2 separate regions of the Mus musculus genome follow, and region 1 is linked to region 2. Evidence: chromatin loops called from intact Hi-C (ENCODE). Cell type or tissue: left cerebral cortex. All regions are shown on one strand. Each heading gives the region's core, and the rest is flanking DNA. Links, peaks and the distances in the headings are about the cores only.

The links. A loop is a pair of places that touch in the nucleus more often than their neighbours do. Peaks named below come from ENCODE experiments on the same cell type or tissue, not always from the same donor. Only the 100,000 strongest peaks of a DNase experiment are listed, where the experiment ranks them.
Region 1: a loop joins it to region 2, with 2.0 times the contacts of the local background. A loop is called at or near these places in 7 of 42 quality-filtered maps.

The regions. Positions count from the first base shown.
Region 1 is chr1:60,741,407-60,749,699 of GRCm38, reverse strand. It overlaps Cd28 (CD28 antigen), which reads right to left and starts at 3,312. Exons shown (of 4, transcript NM_007642.4): 1 at 3,172-3,312. The coding sequence starts at 3,226. In left cerebral cortex, for the core only: no CTCF peak of the experiment used is centred there; DNase peaks (open chromatin) are centred at 486 and 3,736.
Region 2 is chr1:60,834,959-60,843,298 of GRCm38, reverse strand. No RefSeq gene overlaps it. Among named protein-coding and RNA genes, the nearest start is that of Gm38137, 25 kb to the left of the region's middle. In left cerebral cortex, for the core only: no CTCF peak of the experiment used is centred there; a DNase peak (open chromatin) is centred at 4,141.

The sequences.
Region 1 (8,293 bases), core at 1-8,000, 93 kb after region 2:
AAGAAGTACTTGAAGGAAGATATCGACACACAACAGTCATGGTAATTACAGGGAATTTCTTCACTCGTGAAAATAGAAAAGGGGGTCATTAGATAGAAGAGTCCATATCTAAGGAAGGGAGGCAATGAGAGCCCTTCCCCCACCGCAAAAGTTTGCATGCCTGCTCTTCACAGCAACTCTCACAGATTCGTTTCTTCTGATCTGCCTGTGGCGATGACTCATTCTGCTTCTTGGAATTGATAAATCAATATTAATTTTAAAACTCCTTGCTATTAAAGTCTCTGCTAGATGGGTTGCCTTTAAAAGAGGGTAGTTGGGGGAGGGGACACTAAAAAGATAGTGTATTAATTAAGAGCATGGTAGTGAACCAAATTCTTAGCAAATCCTGTATTTTGGAAGTAGCTATCAGATGTACTTCAAATGCCAGAATGCCTGGTCAGTTTTTAACAATCAGAAGAGCTGGCCACGATGCATCAGAATCAGTGCAAAGGCAGCAGCCTGCAGATTACATCACATTCCTCCGCACTCATCTTTTCTTATCTTACTTTGCAAGCCCAGCCTCAGAGCGACACTTAACTGTGAGAAGCCAATTATTTTTCTGTGCATCTACCACAGAGGAAGTCATTTGCCAAAGATCGGGCAAGAATACAGTTTTTAATTACTCTACTTTGTAGATATGACTTTTTATTAAATGCCAATCATTTTTCCATGCCTCACTATGGAAAAGGAGTTCTGAGGGGAATGCAGAATCAGTGGAGAAGTCATTCATGTTCAACCTGGCCACTTGGGCATGCTCTATCCACTACGATTTGGGGAGAAATGAAAAGAAGTGCTCTCACGGAAAAGTAAACAGGTATTTCCTGAGTTTAGTCTCTAGACTACATGGTCAGTTTGCTGAAAAACTAACAAAAGGCTAGGATAGATAGATAGATAGATAGATAGATAGATAGATAGATAGATAGATAGATAGATAGATAGATAGATAACCAATGATGCATGTTATCTACCCACCCCCACTATCAACCACAAATGATTATTCTCTCAGGAACCTGCAGCTATGAGCTGGACTTACACTCCAAAACCCAACAGAATCCGGTCTTTTAAGATCTCAGGAGCACTATTATCCAACATGCATACAAAACATGTAACTTTAGCAGAAGAAGCATCTAAGGTACAGCTTCCTAACCCTTCCTGTATCAGACTTCTTTAATTGAGCCATAATGATCTTTCTGCTGTATCACTCAAGCCATGAGAATCAGGTTGCACTTAAGCATCATCAAGTAAGTGCATTAATGCATGCTGTGAACCAATGAGTCAAAATTATTCAATTAATGAATCTAAAGACCTGCCCCTAACACACAGGCACATTTTAATGCAGTTACATGTCTCATGTAGCCCAGGTTAGCCTCATACTTGTTATGTAGCCAAGGATAACTTTGATCATTCTGATTCTCCTGCCTCTACTGGATTATAGGAATGTGCTACCATGCCTGTTTTATGCTGTGCTGTGATCAAACCCAGGGTTTCATGTACGATAGATAAGTGCTATGCCAACTGTACTACATCCCCAGCCCAAGACAGTAACATTTGACCAGGGAGTTTCCTTGTGTGAGATGGTGGACATGAAGAGAGAAATGAAAAGCATACAAAAGGCTTCACATCCTTTTCCATGGGTCACACATCTTTGCATTTGCAATTATCTTCCTTTCCTTTTAACTTCTTTCTCTTCAGCTTCCTACCTCTACCCCATCCTACTTTTTCAATGGCTGCTTGGCATCAAATCCTAAGACGTAGTAGGAAAATGTATTGGTATCTATGAAGCAAAACCTATCTTAAGGTAAATAAAACTAACGACCTGCACACATGTGAACTTGCCAACTTCTCTTTTAGCTAACCCCTGTAAAGATTCTAAACAGTGAAACATACAAAGCTTTGAGTCCAACCCAAAAAGTTTCCAAAGAAAATACATGAGTTTATAACAAATGGCTGTCCACAGAGGGCATCAGAAAAGCATTCTGTGTAAAATCACTAATGTTGCATGACTTTCAACAAGGGTAAGGCTTTACTATCTAGTAAATTAAGGTGTCTTAAGTATTCCTTTAAAAGAAAGTTAAGATCCCTTAAACATGATATACAGAAACCTTTAAACATAAATTTTAAAGATTCTTTAGCTGTAAATATGTGTTGCCAAATACTGGAGACCTGCATCCTCTGGAGAAATTATTGAACATTCTCTTCAATAGATGGCCTCCTTCCAATGGTCTCTTCATTTGGAATGGAGTTTATGACAATAAATAGCTCTTACTCATGAGAACCAAAGGTTGTTTAGGGTAAGAACTTTCTAATTGATAAATATATAGCCTCCTTGCCATTGCTATTGGGAACTTGAAGGATTTTAACCTAAATAAACATATTTCAACCAACAGTAAAAGGAAACTTACTGGTGTCTATACCAGCTTTTGTGCTTACTTCAGGATTCTTCTTGGCACTCGCTGAATTCAGGTAGACATACTACTTACATGAACACCATGTTTACTGCTCAAGCCTGAACTAAGACCTCCACAATGTCTATTTCATTTTATCTCACAATGAAATTGAGGTGATGCTCATTTAGGGTCCCGTTTTACAGAGATTTAGGTAGTAAATCCTGCTCCAAACGCCACTAGGGAGAATTGAGATATGAGCCCAGGCAATCTAATCCAAGACCTCTAGAATTTACCTACTCTCTTACTTATCACAGTTTTATAGGATGTAAAAAGTAGAATCCTGACTGGGCGGTGGTGTCACATGCCTTTAATCCTTGTACTCAGGAGGCAGAGGCAGTTAAATCTCTGAATTCGAGGACAGCCTGGTCTACAAAGTGAGTTCCAGGACAGCCAGGGCTATACAGAGAAACCCTATCTCAAAACAAAACAATAAATAAAATTCTGAATATAAAAGTTCTTGGGACTAGTTGTTAAATAAAATGTTACTTCTTCCCAAAGAACTTGTGTTAAAGTTCTATTTGCTGTATTATGAGAATTAGCTAGTTTCTAAATAGTAGCTTGTCAAATTAGCACAAAACTCTAAATGCATTCAAGTTTCACAGGTCACTACAGTTTTAAAATAAACCATGCTGGTCATGAGAACACAAATGAAAACAGGGGGAAAAATGGTATCAAAATTGCTTACCTGTTACTTGAACTGAGAAGAAGTTGAGAGCCAAGAACAGCAGCCTGAGTGTCATTGTTCTGATGAGGGCCAGGGCTGCAGCCCCTCCTCTGTGAGCAAGGCAGAGTGTGGTGTGAACTGAAGTCACATCTGCCAAGGTCTATGACTCTCTGCCATCCAGGGCCACTTTACAGGGCACATGATCAAGGGACTCAAACCACAAGGCTTCGTGACTTTCACACAGGATATTACATTGTTTTTGATGACTTGACTTTTACTTCTTTTAGCAACCAGTCCTTTTTTTCTTTTTTCTTTTTTGGGAGGCGGGGGGGGGGGGTACTGAAGAGAGTGTCAGCCACCACCAGATAATGTGCTCAGGAGAGTCATGCTGATGAGCATCGGAGCTGTGAAATGTGGGCGCTTAGGGCCCAGCAACAACAAAAGCAGACAAACAAGGCATTCTAAAGAAGAGAGAAAAACCTCTCTCAGAAGACAAACTCTTACAGACGAATCCAAAATACAAGGCTGTGTGGGAAGCTGAGAGATTTCTATGCACGTGTTTAAATTCTGCATAAACGTTATGAGATTGAAGTTTGAAATAATCTTAAGGCGATCCTATGGAGTGTATGTATAACTCACTTCTACCAATTTTGAAAACCGCTTCCAAGTACACACTTGGCAAGCACCCAGGCATCTGAGCAGCTGCAGAAATTTCCAGAGCAAAGAGGAAGTCATAAAAACACCATATTTTCTTAGGGAAACAGGAGGTAAACGAAACACCCTTGCTACCTCATGTTCCCTATGTCCCTCAAAGAAACATTTCAAACAGCAGACCATTGGAAGATTCACCACAGAGACACCCGGGGCCTTTGTAACCAGCTCTCCACACCTCTCCCCAACTCCTGGGCCTTCTGTAGACAGGGCTAGCCCACCAGCATGGCCAGCTCCACATTCCTCTTCTAGAGCCATCCTGGATCCCCCTGGTCAGCATCTGTACTCAACAGCTTCCCTGATAGTCTGACTCTTATAGAAGCTATAATCATCGGAGTTTGTGGTTATATGTATCTCATACACATTAGCTTTCTCAAAACTTTCTTGGTGATTTTTTTTCTTTCTTTTCTGATAATCTGAGCTTTGTGAAACCAGCCTCATTTGTGATTTTGTGTATATTTAAAAGAATGATTTATATTTTTTATTCTGAATACAAAAGTGAGCTATATTGCATACGTAAAAAAATTTAGAAAAAAATATAAGCATAAAGTCAAGGTTTACCTATATTCTTACCGAATTATAAAAATACTTAATATTTGAGCCATTACTTTCCATGTTGTTTTGTTTATAGTTTTCAATAGATATGTTATCAATTGTTAATTTCTAAGGCATCCATATATGATATAAATATTTTTATTACATTTTAGCTGGTATATAAAACTTAAATATTAAACGTATCAGTCAAATACCATATGATGTTTTATAGGCATATATACATATTTTATTTTTCGAGACAGGGTTTCTTTGTGTAGTCCTGGCTGTCCTGGAACTCGCTCTGTAGATCAGGCTGGCCTCAAACTTGTAATCCTCTTGACACAACCTCTTAAATGCTAGTATTATAGATGTGGACCATAATACCCGATTCTACTCTCTGATTCTAGGCAATGAATGTTTTTTTGTTTTGTTTTGGTTTGTTTGTTTGTTTTTTTATCTTCAATTGGATGAAATTATGTGATACTTGTCTTTGTGTAGCTGACTTCTCTCTCAATGGCAGTATACAGAATAGAAAAAGATTTTCACAAAATTCACATCTGACAGAGGGCTAACATCCAAAATATTTAAAGAACTCAAGAAACTAGACATCAGCAAACTAAATAATTTAACTTTAAAATGGGATACAGGTCTAAGCAGAGAATTCTCAACAGAGGAATTTCAAATGGGTGAGAAACACTTAGAAATGGTCAGTGTCCTTAGCCATCCAGGAAATGCAAATCAAAACAACTTTTGAGATTCTGTGCTATGCCAGTCAGAATGGCTAAGATCAAAACCACAAGTGACAGCTCATGCAGGCCAGGATGCTTAACAAGGGAAACACTCTTTCATTGCTGGTGGGAGTGCAAACATGTATAACCACTTTGGAAATCAATATAGCAGTTTCTCAGAAAAGTGGGAATCTATCTACCTCAAGACTCAGCCTTACCACTCCTGAACATATATAACTAAAGGACACTCCAATCTACCATACTCATCTGTTAAAAAGATGACATCACGAAATTTGAAGGCAAATGAGAGGAACTAGAAAAAAATCATCCTGTGTGAGGTAACCCACAACCAGAAAGAATGTTTAAATGCTAAAAAACCATGTTGCATGGTATGTACTCAGTTATAAGTGGATATTAACTGTAAAGTAAAAGATAATCATGCTACAATCCACAGACCATAAGTAACAAGGAATGCTTAATGGAAAGAAGGAACAACACAGAATATTCCTGGAAAGTGGAAGTAGAATATATTTCCTAGGTGAGGATGAAAACAGGAGGGGTTGGATGGTGGAGGGCGGATGGAATGAGAAAATACTGGGAGAGACGACTAGGATCGGGGAGGGGCATTTGGGGAATGAGTTAGAAACCTAGTGAAATGGAAACTCCATGGGATCTACAAGGGTGACCCTAGTGAAGACTCTTAGTAATGGGAGACACAGAAGCTGCAGCCATCCTCTGCAACGAGGCAGGGCCTCAAGTGGAAAGACTGGGACATCAACCCAACCATCTAACCTCCAACCTACCATGTCATGCCTGCGTGACATGCTGGCACTGGAGCCTAGCATAATCATCATCGAAGAGACCAGAGAGACTTCATCCAATAACTGATGGGAGAGGATACAGAGTCCCACAGCCAAACATTAGCAGGAGCTCAGGGAGTTCTGCAGAGGAAGAGGGGTAAGAAGGATTGGAGGAACCACAGGGGTCAGGGGCACAAGAACACAGCCCACATTAGCAACTGACTGGGACTCAAGTGGACTCACAGAGATCAGGGATCCTGTATGGGTGACCTAGGTCCTCAGCATATCTGTTATGGTTATGTAGCTTGATGTTCTTATGGGATTACAAACAGTGGGATCCAGGGATACTTCTGACTCTTTTGCTTGCTTTTGGAACCTTTTTGTTCCTGCTTTTTGTTGTTGTTGTTGTTCCCTGTCCAGCCTTAATGTGACGGCATGTAAATTGTAGCTTGTTACAGCATATTTGGTTGATGTCCCTGGAAGGCCTGCTCTTTTCTGAGGGGTGGAGGTAGGGGGAGATCCAGGAGAAAAGGGAGGTGGTGAGGGAGTGTAGCTGGACATTTGACTACTTTATGGGTTTTTTTTTTTTCTTCATGGAGAAGGTTTTTACCCTTCATGCCTTTCCTACTCTTTCAACTCATTAACACTAGATAGGAGAGAAAAAAGGATAGAGGTGAAAGGGGCTGACATTATCATTAGACTACTTTCTGCTGATTAGGGGCATTGAGTTCCTTGGGGCAAGTTTGATATTTGCAGTCAAGATATCTAATTATTCTTCCTCCTCCTCCTCCTCCTCCTCCTCCTCCTCCTCCTTCTTCTTTTCTTCTTTTCTTCTTTTCTTCTTCTTCTTCTTCTTTTCTTCTTTTCTTCTTCTTTTCTTTTTCTTCTTCTTCTTTTCTTCTCTTCTTCTTCTTCTTCTTCTTCTTCTTCTTCTTCTTCTTCTTCTTCTTCTTCTCCTTCTCCTTCTCCTCCTCCTCCTCCTCCTCCCCTACCTCCTCCTCCTCTTCTCTTTCTTCTTCTCCTTCTTCATTCTTTGCACATAAGTACTTAAAACACACACACAACCAACAACCCACCATCAACAACAACAATCTTACCTCTTGGGTCCCTAGCAAGGACCTTCTGAAAAGTCCCCAGAGTTCTAAACATCACACACTCACAGAAACTATCTTCAGCTAGCAAAATCATGCCCCTGCTAGAGCACAAGGCAAATCATAGTCAGCTGCTGTGGACAGTCTGAAGCAGCCCATATATCCTAGGCCTGGAATTAAAATGAATACATATCCTTATAATATTTCTGTATTTTTTAAGAAACCAAAATTCTCACTCTAGGAGAGAGACTGAGAGGAGGGGAAGGAGGGAAAACTGAATTGCAATATAATATATAAGAGAAGAATAAATAAAAAGGGAAAGTATAAAACAATAAACTTATATTTTAAATTATGTGTATGTGTACATGTGAGTGCAAGTGCCCAAGGAATTGAGAAGAGGATGTCAGAGCCTTGGAGCCCAAGTGGGTGCAAGGAGTTGAACCCAAAGCAGCAAGCACTCCTAACCACTTTTTAGTCATCCCTCCAGCCCCTTGACTTACTCCTCTTAACATAATGACCTCCATTTCTGCCACACAACAGCATCTCCTTCCTTTTCATTGCAGAGCCTATTCAGACCAAATGCTCCTGTTCATTCATGAATGAACAGGCTTTTAGGTTACTCCCATGTCTCATCTGTTGTGAATAGTGGTGTGGTGTACTTTGGAGTGGACATAGCTCCTCTATTTCTGATTAAACTTCCCTTGGATGTACTCTCCCATTATCAGGATAGCCAGATCATTTGGTGGCCTCTTTCCCCCACATTCTCACCAACATTTACCACTCTTCTTTTCAGCAAATTCTGTTCTCACTATGGCTTTGATTTGTGTCTTTATGATATTAATGATGTTGAAATTTTTTCCTGTATTCATTGTCCTTTTGTGACGGCATTGTTTGAGAAATGTCTATCAAAGCTAAAAACTTATTTTTACTTGACTTACTTACAATATATCCATTGGATTTTGGAGTTCTTTATACATTCTAGATTTCAACCCTTTATCAGACACATATTTTGCAAACATATTCTTTTTTTTAATATTTTCAGTCCTTTAAAGATTTTATTAAACTGGAATACTACATTTATTATAAACAAATTACAACTTATTCTTTTTTAAATATAATTTTTTCTTTTTTTCAATTAGATATTTTATTTGTTTATATGTCAAATGTTATCCCCTTTCTCAGTTTCCCCTCTGTAACTCCCCTCTTTGATCTCCCTTGCCTTGCTTCTGTGAGGGTGCTTTCCAACCCGCCCGCCCACTCCCACCTCACTGTCCTACCA
Region 2 (8,340 bases), core at 221-8,220:
AAACTCTTCTGGAATGCCTGATGCTATCAACACAATGAGAAGCAGATATGACAATGGGGGAGGGGTTGGGTGGAAAGGTGAAGAGGATTAGTGGAATGAGTGAGGGACAAGAAAAGGTTATTATAGGGGGTAAATATGACTAAATACACAATATACATGCATGAAATTTTCATAACGAAACCCATTACTACATATAATTGATATGTGCTAATAGAAATTCACTCAACAGCAACTTCTCAAATCCTGATTTCTATCTACTTGGTTCTTCTCTTACAATTTCTAATTGTATCAATTTTCTATTATTTGGACATTATTCTCATACTTTATTTTAAATTTCAGCCATAACTTCCTTTAGATCTTTGACTACCTATTTATGATAACCAGCTTGTAGCTATTGTGAAGTGTGGCATCTGGTTTTCCTAAGGCAGTTTCTATTGGTCTCCCCTACCCTGTGCCTCATATAGGTCCTACCTTTAGGCTTGGCAGCATGCTTTATGCTTTTTTTTTAGGATGAATATTTTAAATAATATCATGTGCCAACTCTGAATATCAGCTTCTGCTTCTGTCTCAGAGAAGTTGTGGGCCTTTGCTGCTGTTTTCCTTGCTGCTATATTTTTAAATTAACTAATTACTTAGCTTCACATCCTGACCACAGTTTCTCTTCCCTCCTCTCTTCCAAATCCTTCCCCCACACCTTCTCCATACCATCCACTCCTCCCCTACTGATATCAACACTCCTTGGCATATCACATTGCATTAGGACTATGCACACCTTCTCCTTTTGAGGCTAGAAGAGGCAGCCCAGTTAGAGGAAAGGGCCCCAAAGGCAGGTTAACAGAGTCAGAGACAGCCCCTGTTCCTGCTGTTAGGAGTTCCACTTGAAGACCAAGCTACACAACTGTTACACAAGTGTAGAGGGCCTAGGTCAGTCCCACGCATAGTCTCTGGTTGGTGGTTCAGATTCTGTAAGCTCCTATGGGCTCAGGTTAGTAGATTCTGTAGGTTTTCTTGTAATGTCTTTGACCCTTCTGGCCCCTACAATCCTTCTTCCCCTTCTTTCTCAGGATTCCCCGAGCTCAGCCTAGTGTTTGACTGTGGATCTCTGCATTTGTTTCCATCAGTTGCTGGGTGAAGTCTCTCTGATGATAGTTATACTAGGTTCCTGTCTGCAAGTATAGCAGAGTATCATTAGCAGTGTCAGGGGTGGGCTCCCTCTCATGTCATGGGTCTCAAGCTGGATCCAGCCATTGGTTGGCCATTTCCTCAAATTCCGTTCCAGCTTTACTCCTGTACATCGTGTAAGCAGGACAGATTGTGGGTTGAAGGTTCTGTGGCTGGTTTGGTATCACAGTCCTTCCATTGGAAGTCTTCTCTGGTCACAGGAGATGGCCAGTTCAAGCTCTCCCATTGCTAGGAAATCTTTTTTATAATTTAATTTTCTTTTTTTAATTCACTTTACATCCCACTCATTGCCCCCTTCCCAGTCACCCCCTCCCCTCTTTTCTCTTCTGAGCAGTGGGGGCTCCCACTGAGTATCCCTCCAACCTGGCACTTCAAGTCTCCACACTGAGGCCAGACAAGTAAGCCTAGCTAGTAGAACATAGCCCACATACAGGCAACAGCTTTTGGTATAGTCCCTATTCCAGTTGTTCAGGGCCCATATGACAGTCAAGCTACACATCTGCTACATATGAGTGGGGAGCCCTAGGTCCAGCTGTGTTTGGTTGGTGTTTCAGACTCTGAGAGCCCCAAGGGTCCAGATTAGTTGACTCTGTTGGTCTTCTTGTAGAGTTCCTATCCCCTTCAGGGCCTGCAATCCTTCCTTCTGTTCTTCTGTCAAGAGTCCCCAAGCTCCATCCACTGTTTGGCTGTGGGTGTCTGTATATATCTGAGTCAACTGCTGGGTGGAGCCTCTCAGAAGACAACATGCTCCTGTCTGCAAGCATAACGGAGTATCCTTAGTAGTGTTAGGGATTGGTGCTTGCCCATGGGATGGGTCTCAAGCTGGGCCTGTTATTGGTTGGCCATTTCCTCTGTCTCTGCTCCCTCCTCTGTGCCTGCATTACTTGTAGTAACCCAGTCCCAAAACTACATGCATGGTATGTACTCACTTATAAGTGGATATTAGCCATAAAAAAATGGTACCATGTTACACTCCACAGACCTAAAAAAGGTAAACAAGAAGGAAGGCCCAAACAAGGAAGCTTGAATCTCACTTAGAAGAGGGGATAAACTAGATAAACTCATAAGAGGCAGATGGAGGGAGAGACCTTGGAGAGAGGGGCCTGGGGAGGAGAATGGAGGATTCAGGATCAGGAGGGATGGCTACATGGCCATGAGAATGAATGGAAATCTACATCTGGGATGGGAAGGTGGGGGGAGGCATTTCCAGGATGACACAGAGACCTGGGATAAGTGAGGTACCCAAGAATCAATAGGGGTGACCTTAGCTGTGACTCAGTACACTGGGAATATGAAATCTGAAGAGGTCACCTCCTATAGGCAGACAGAAATACCAGTGAAGTGATAGAGACACCAACCCACCCACAAAACTTTCAACTCAAAATTTATCCTGTCTACAAGCATTGATAGGAATCTTAGCTAGGGTCACATACATTGATTCCTGGGAATTTCCATTCCACTAAGTTTCTAGCTCATCTCGAAGATGCAAAACTCCCCCCTACCCCCAACCCCAACCCCACCCCCACCTCCACTCCCATTCTAGTTGTCTCTCTCAGTTCTCTTTCCTCTGTCCTCTCCAAACATGATCACTTCTGTTCTTACATTTTTAGATGACTTTCCTGGCCTAATTCTGCAAAGTCTGTGTTCACTGTCCTATGACGACATGGGAATCAGTACTAGGTTAACTTTGTAGTCAGCTAACATTTGGGCAGAGGGTTCTTTAAGTACCTTGAATCAATGAATCTCCCAGTGTGTGTGTGTGCGTGTGTGTGTGTGTGTGTGTGTGTGTGTGTGTGTGTAAAAATTACTAAGAATCTCTGTAGCACTATTAGGCAAACAGCAACAAGACAGAGTGACCTCCTAAATTTGATTGTCTTCTATGCAACAATTCTTCATATTTGGGGAGAAATACTTTGTTTCCTTTACAAATATTTATCTAGAAGTTTCTCCTCATTTGTTTTGTTTTTATTTACCTCATGGCCTCTTTGAATTCTACTTACCATGGCGCAAGTAGAAGCCCAAGATTGCAGAGCTTCAAAGTGCCCAGGCTGTCCTGAATGGTGAAAGAGGATGTCTGTCCTACAGAAAGATGCTTCAAAGAGTATTCTGTGAGCTTTGCAGAGGTCCTGGGAACTTCTAGCATCTGCTGCTTCATGTGGGAACCCCCAAAGTACACTCTTAAGTCAGCTTTTTCTCCTTCCCTGTCTCAGTCTCCCAAATAAACTCAGGGCTTTGTAGCCCCCCCCCCCCTTACACACACACACACACAAACTACATGCTTGCCCCAGGCTCTCCGTCAAAGAAGACCCAAACTGAGGCAGTTATTGGTCCTGGTGAACTGCATCCAGGTGTGGGCTTGGTGACTTAGTGTGGGGCTTCGCTTCACCATATTGGCTGAATTTCAATCAATGCTGGATACATTCAGTAGGAACAACTGTCATTTCTGTGCATCCCAGCATAGAAAGAGAATGGGTTAAGATGCTGTGACTTCTATGACAGAAAAAATAACTGTCAACTGATGAACCTGGGTGGGAACAAAACAAAACAGGTCACCTCTGTATGCCACCGTTTCTATGCTTTTTAAACACATTAAAAAAAAAAAACTGGAAAATTAGATTCATTTGTACCCAGTTCAGTCTGGAATCAACTGAGATGAGTCAATCTCTTCCTTGGTCAAGACCTTGAGCATCCACAGGGAGGGCTACAGGATCCCAAGGACAGCAGTGAGTCACCATTACAGAGTACTAACCAAGCTGGGTACTTTGCATGCATTTGCCCACAAAGCCCTTTCCACAACTCTTTCAAGCTGAGATTCTCTTGCTAATGAATTGCCACCTGATGGGAACATGAGTCTGAGCCCTCCTTTATCAGATGCCAGAAGTCTGTGGTGTTTGTCTCAATTGAATTTAGATGTGCAGACCAAAAATTCCCAAATGTACTTTTTATAGAAAATCTCATTTGCAGCATCCTTCTGTTTGGAGAATCTTGTTGCTATTCCAAGCAGCCATAAGATTCATTAGCCACTGGGAGCCATAGTCACCATCACCACATGCTCAAAGAAAAGCTCTTACCTCACAGTTTCTATCAAGAGGCCAGGAACCACTCGAGGGCTTTATCTTACCACCTCACATGCAGGTAAGGGTTGGCTCATCAACTAGCAAACAACAACAACAACCAAACAAACCTTTATGGCTATTGCTAGGCAAAAGTCTGGTCTATCTTATGACAGAGTTGATGAATGTACAATGAGCCTCCCTGACTCAGAGACCAACTAGGGCTCTCACAAAAATTGAATTAAAAAATATTGACAAGTGGTAGATCTTTTCTCTGAGCTATGATTTATAATTGGCAGCGAACAGGCTATAGTGCCAATTTATTCTCATCATTTGTTGAGAGAGGTCACCTCTGAGCTGGGTACTGTGTCACAAGCAGGCTCTAGTTTTTAAGTATTTTCCTGGTGCCTAGAACCTCACTCCTGCTGTATGTTACCTCATCTTTTACAGAAGGGAAGTAATGCTCTCTGCTGTCCTCATTTTACAGACTAAGAATCAGCCCTACAGAGACGATGCTTTGTCTGGCCTAGTGTTGAATATATGAATAACTTCACGAGTGAGCCAATGATTATGAAAATTAATGAATTCATAATTAAATTAATGAAGTAAATGAAGGGTAGGTTGGACTGTTCTAGACTTGACCTAGTAATTAATGATTTCACTCTCACCATAATAATAATTGAGTTTGCCCTCTCATTATTGCTACATACCAAACCAGTATTTCCCTGAGTGTGGATCTAACCACTCATAATTTTAGAACACATAATTTTCTTGTCTGCAAATTATGCTTCTTAATGTAGAGACCTTTGACCCAGCTATAGCTATTATGTTTGTCTGCCCCTTTCTACTATTTATAAGTTCTTTGAACTTGAAATGAACTTTGACTTTCAAGCTTATTGTTTCCATGTTTTTCATTATGAAAATGATATGAGCCTAGAACATTTTATGGAACCAAAAATAATAGTAATAACTCTTCATAGATATACATGATATCTCTTTTGAGAAACAGCCTTAGTGAGTGCCCAGAGACACGATATTTCCTAGCTGTGTTTTCTCGACACGTTGATCCATTGCAGGCATTACTACATCTATGATTCTGTTGCTCTTATCCTATGGTCTTGAAAAGGATTTGAGTCCCCTGTAGTCTCTTTCCCCCCAACTTTGAAGTGTAAGGTCTCACTGGCTTACTCCATCCTTACTCACTTGGCTTCTCCATCCTTCTGCTTCAGTCTCCAAGGTATCTAGAATTACAGGTAACCTTTTTAAAAAAATATAATTTTATGACAGCCTTCCCCCTGCCAAGATACTTGCTGCATGATTATCTTAGAAATGACCTGTATGTCTAACACTTAAAGACATAGTTAAGTACATTTATTTGATAATATTCAGTGCAAAGTCTTTTCAAAACATAGAGTTATTTCTTCAGGATGTAGAGATGTGCAAACTTCAGAGTCAGGAGCCCCACCCCTATGGCCTCTGACTATTAAATATAATCTTAAGTCTAATGATTTTGGTTGCGAGCCATGAGTTTATTTCTTCACTAAGAGTTTGTTTATTTTACATTCGCTTATGCATGCTACTTTGAAAAGACAGTCCATTTCACTACGATCTCTTTCAATTCCAAGACCTGCCTTCTGAAGAACCAGCTCACCAGTTTCCCCACGCTTATGACAGCAAGCAAAGTTACACAGTTCCAAAACGCACCAAGGGGTCTGGGGAGATGGCTCTGTGGGTAGAGTGCTTGCCACATGCACACAAAGACTCAAGTTCAAATCTCCAGAACAGGCACAAAGCTGTACACAGTAACACAAGAGCCGGTCCCAGAGCTCCTTTGGCTAGGTGGGTGGTAGAGACAGGAGGAGCTAAAGACCTTGTCTCAAACAAGGTTAAAGACAAGGACCAACACCCAAGGTTGTCCTCTGACTTCTGCATGCACACAGTGGCATGCAGGAGCCACAGACACTAACCCCTACACACACACACACACACACACACACACACACTCTTCACATGAACAGTAAGATAATTTATGCAAAGTACTTAGGATGCTGCTTAACAATAATAGCTTTTCATTTATTTATTTATTTTTTTAATATTTACTTATTTATTTATTTATTATATGTAAGTACACTGTCGCTGTCTTCAGACACCCCAGAAGAGGGAGTCAGATCACGTTACAGATGGTTGTGAGCCACCATGTGGTTCTGGGATTTGAACTCCGGACCTTCGGAAGAGCAGTCGGGTGCTCTTACCCACTGAGCCATTTCTCCAGCCCCAGCTTTTCATTTATTTCTGAACTATTTTCAAAGAATTCTGTCTTCCCTGTGCAAGTGTTTCACATAGTTCAACGCTTTGTGGAGTTGCACCATATTTGCACATTATTTGAGGGAATTTAGCTTTGTACTAAAGGTTAATTTATTTTCAGACTTCATTTTGTGTGGGTCAAAAACTTTTGTAGTTATTATCCGAGTTTCTGTGCTGCTGTTGTCATTCCTAGGTGATCTATAGATTTATTTTCCTTCTCAACCATTTTTAAGAACTTGCTGAGCTGTGTAGACAGTCTCTTTTTGTGCTATTGAAAGCTAATTTTTTTATTGTTCCATTTGTTCATACTTAGATATTATTAAACAAGTCTAGGTGCCAGTGTGCTGTGTATTTTTCTTATTTTAATTGGAAATCTCAACAGACTACCCATTTGTAGCTTTCCTCGCTATTCACTTTCACAAAGCAGACTTTGTCATATTTAAATAATCTTACCGTATAGCTTTTGTGCTCATAATTTTTGAGGGCTCAGTGTTGCCAAATGTTTTTTTAATATCTATTAGCATGCCTTTATATGTTTTGATTAATTGGTGGTGTTGATAGAATCTCATATTTAAATTAACCTTGCAAACATGGAGTAAAGTCTATGAGATCATAGGTTGCTGTACCCACTGCTGACTTCTAAGTGATATCTTAAATAATTCTACCGATAATCAGTAGTAAGTTTTGTCTGCAATGTTTGGGTTTGCTTTGTACTTTATCAAGTTCACTGTTAACATTGTGCTGACACCATAACAGCGACTCTCATTTTCTGTAGTCTGAGATCGTTTTATAGAAAGTCAGGGCTAAACAGAGTTTAGCTATAAAATATCCACCAGGTCCTAAAGCCTTTCTGAAGTGACAGGTTTGGGATCACCGTTCTTGACCACTGCAGCAGCAACCCTAGGCTTTAGTAATAGAAGCAACTAAGAGTCTTGATAAGCACAGAAACCACCAGGCTCCTACCCGGGAGACGTGGGTCCATTTATATTGGGATTTCAGCTTTAGCAAGTACAGCGACTCTTCCCCTAACTCTCAGTAATTAGTCTAATCAAAATTTCCAAGTAATTTGGGTCTAAATTAAGGAATCAAACTTTGCTGAAAATTGTTTTCAAATTTGTTAGTATTGGCTTATATGTGGTATTATGCTGCAATTCTTCTAATATGCTCTATTTCTGTGGTTATGTTTTCTTTTCCATTCTAAATATTATACACTTTTGCCCAAATTCCTCTCTTCTTATCAAACTCACAAAGGGTGTGTCTATATTATCAGCTTTTACAGAGAACTAACTAGTTTACCATATTTTTCAATAAACACTTTTACTTCAATTAAAATATATTTATACCATTCTCCTAATTCCTTGTCCTCTCTTCAATCCCTCCCATGACCCTCCCCTTCAGCCCCTCCTATGTCTCCTCTCACTCCCTCTCTAATTGATTCTTTGATGATTATTGTTCCAGATATATGCATAAATGTATAGTACAACCAGCCGAGTTTGTGTAGGATTGCTTGCGTGTATAAAAGTGGTTTCAAAGCTAACCACTTGGTATTGGATACACAGTTAGGGGATTCATTCCTGGTGTCTTAGTCGGAGTTTCTATTCCTGCACAAACATCATAACCGAGAAGCAAGTTGGGGTGGAAAGAGTTTATTCAGCCTACACTTCCACACTGCTATTCATCACCAAAGGAGGTCAGGACTGGAACTCAAGCAAGTCAGAAAACAGGAGCTGAAGCAGAGGCCATGGGGGAGGGGATGCTACTTACATGGGGGGGGGGGATGCTTCCCCTGGCTTGCTCAGCT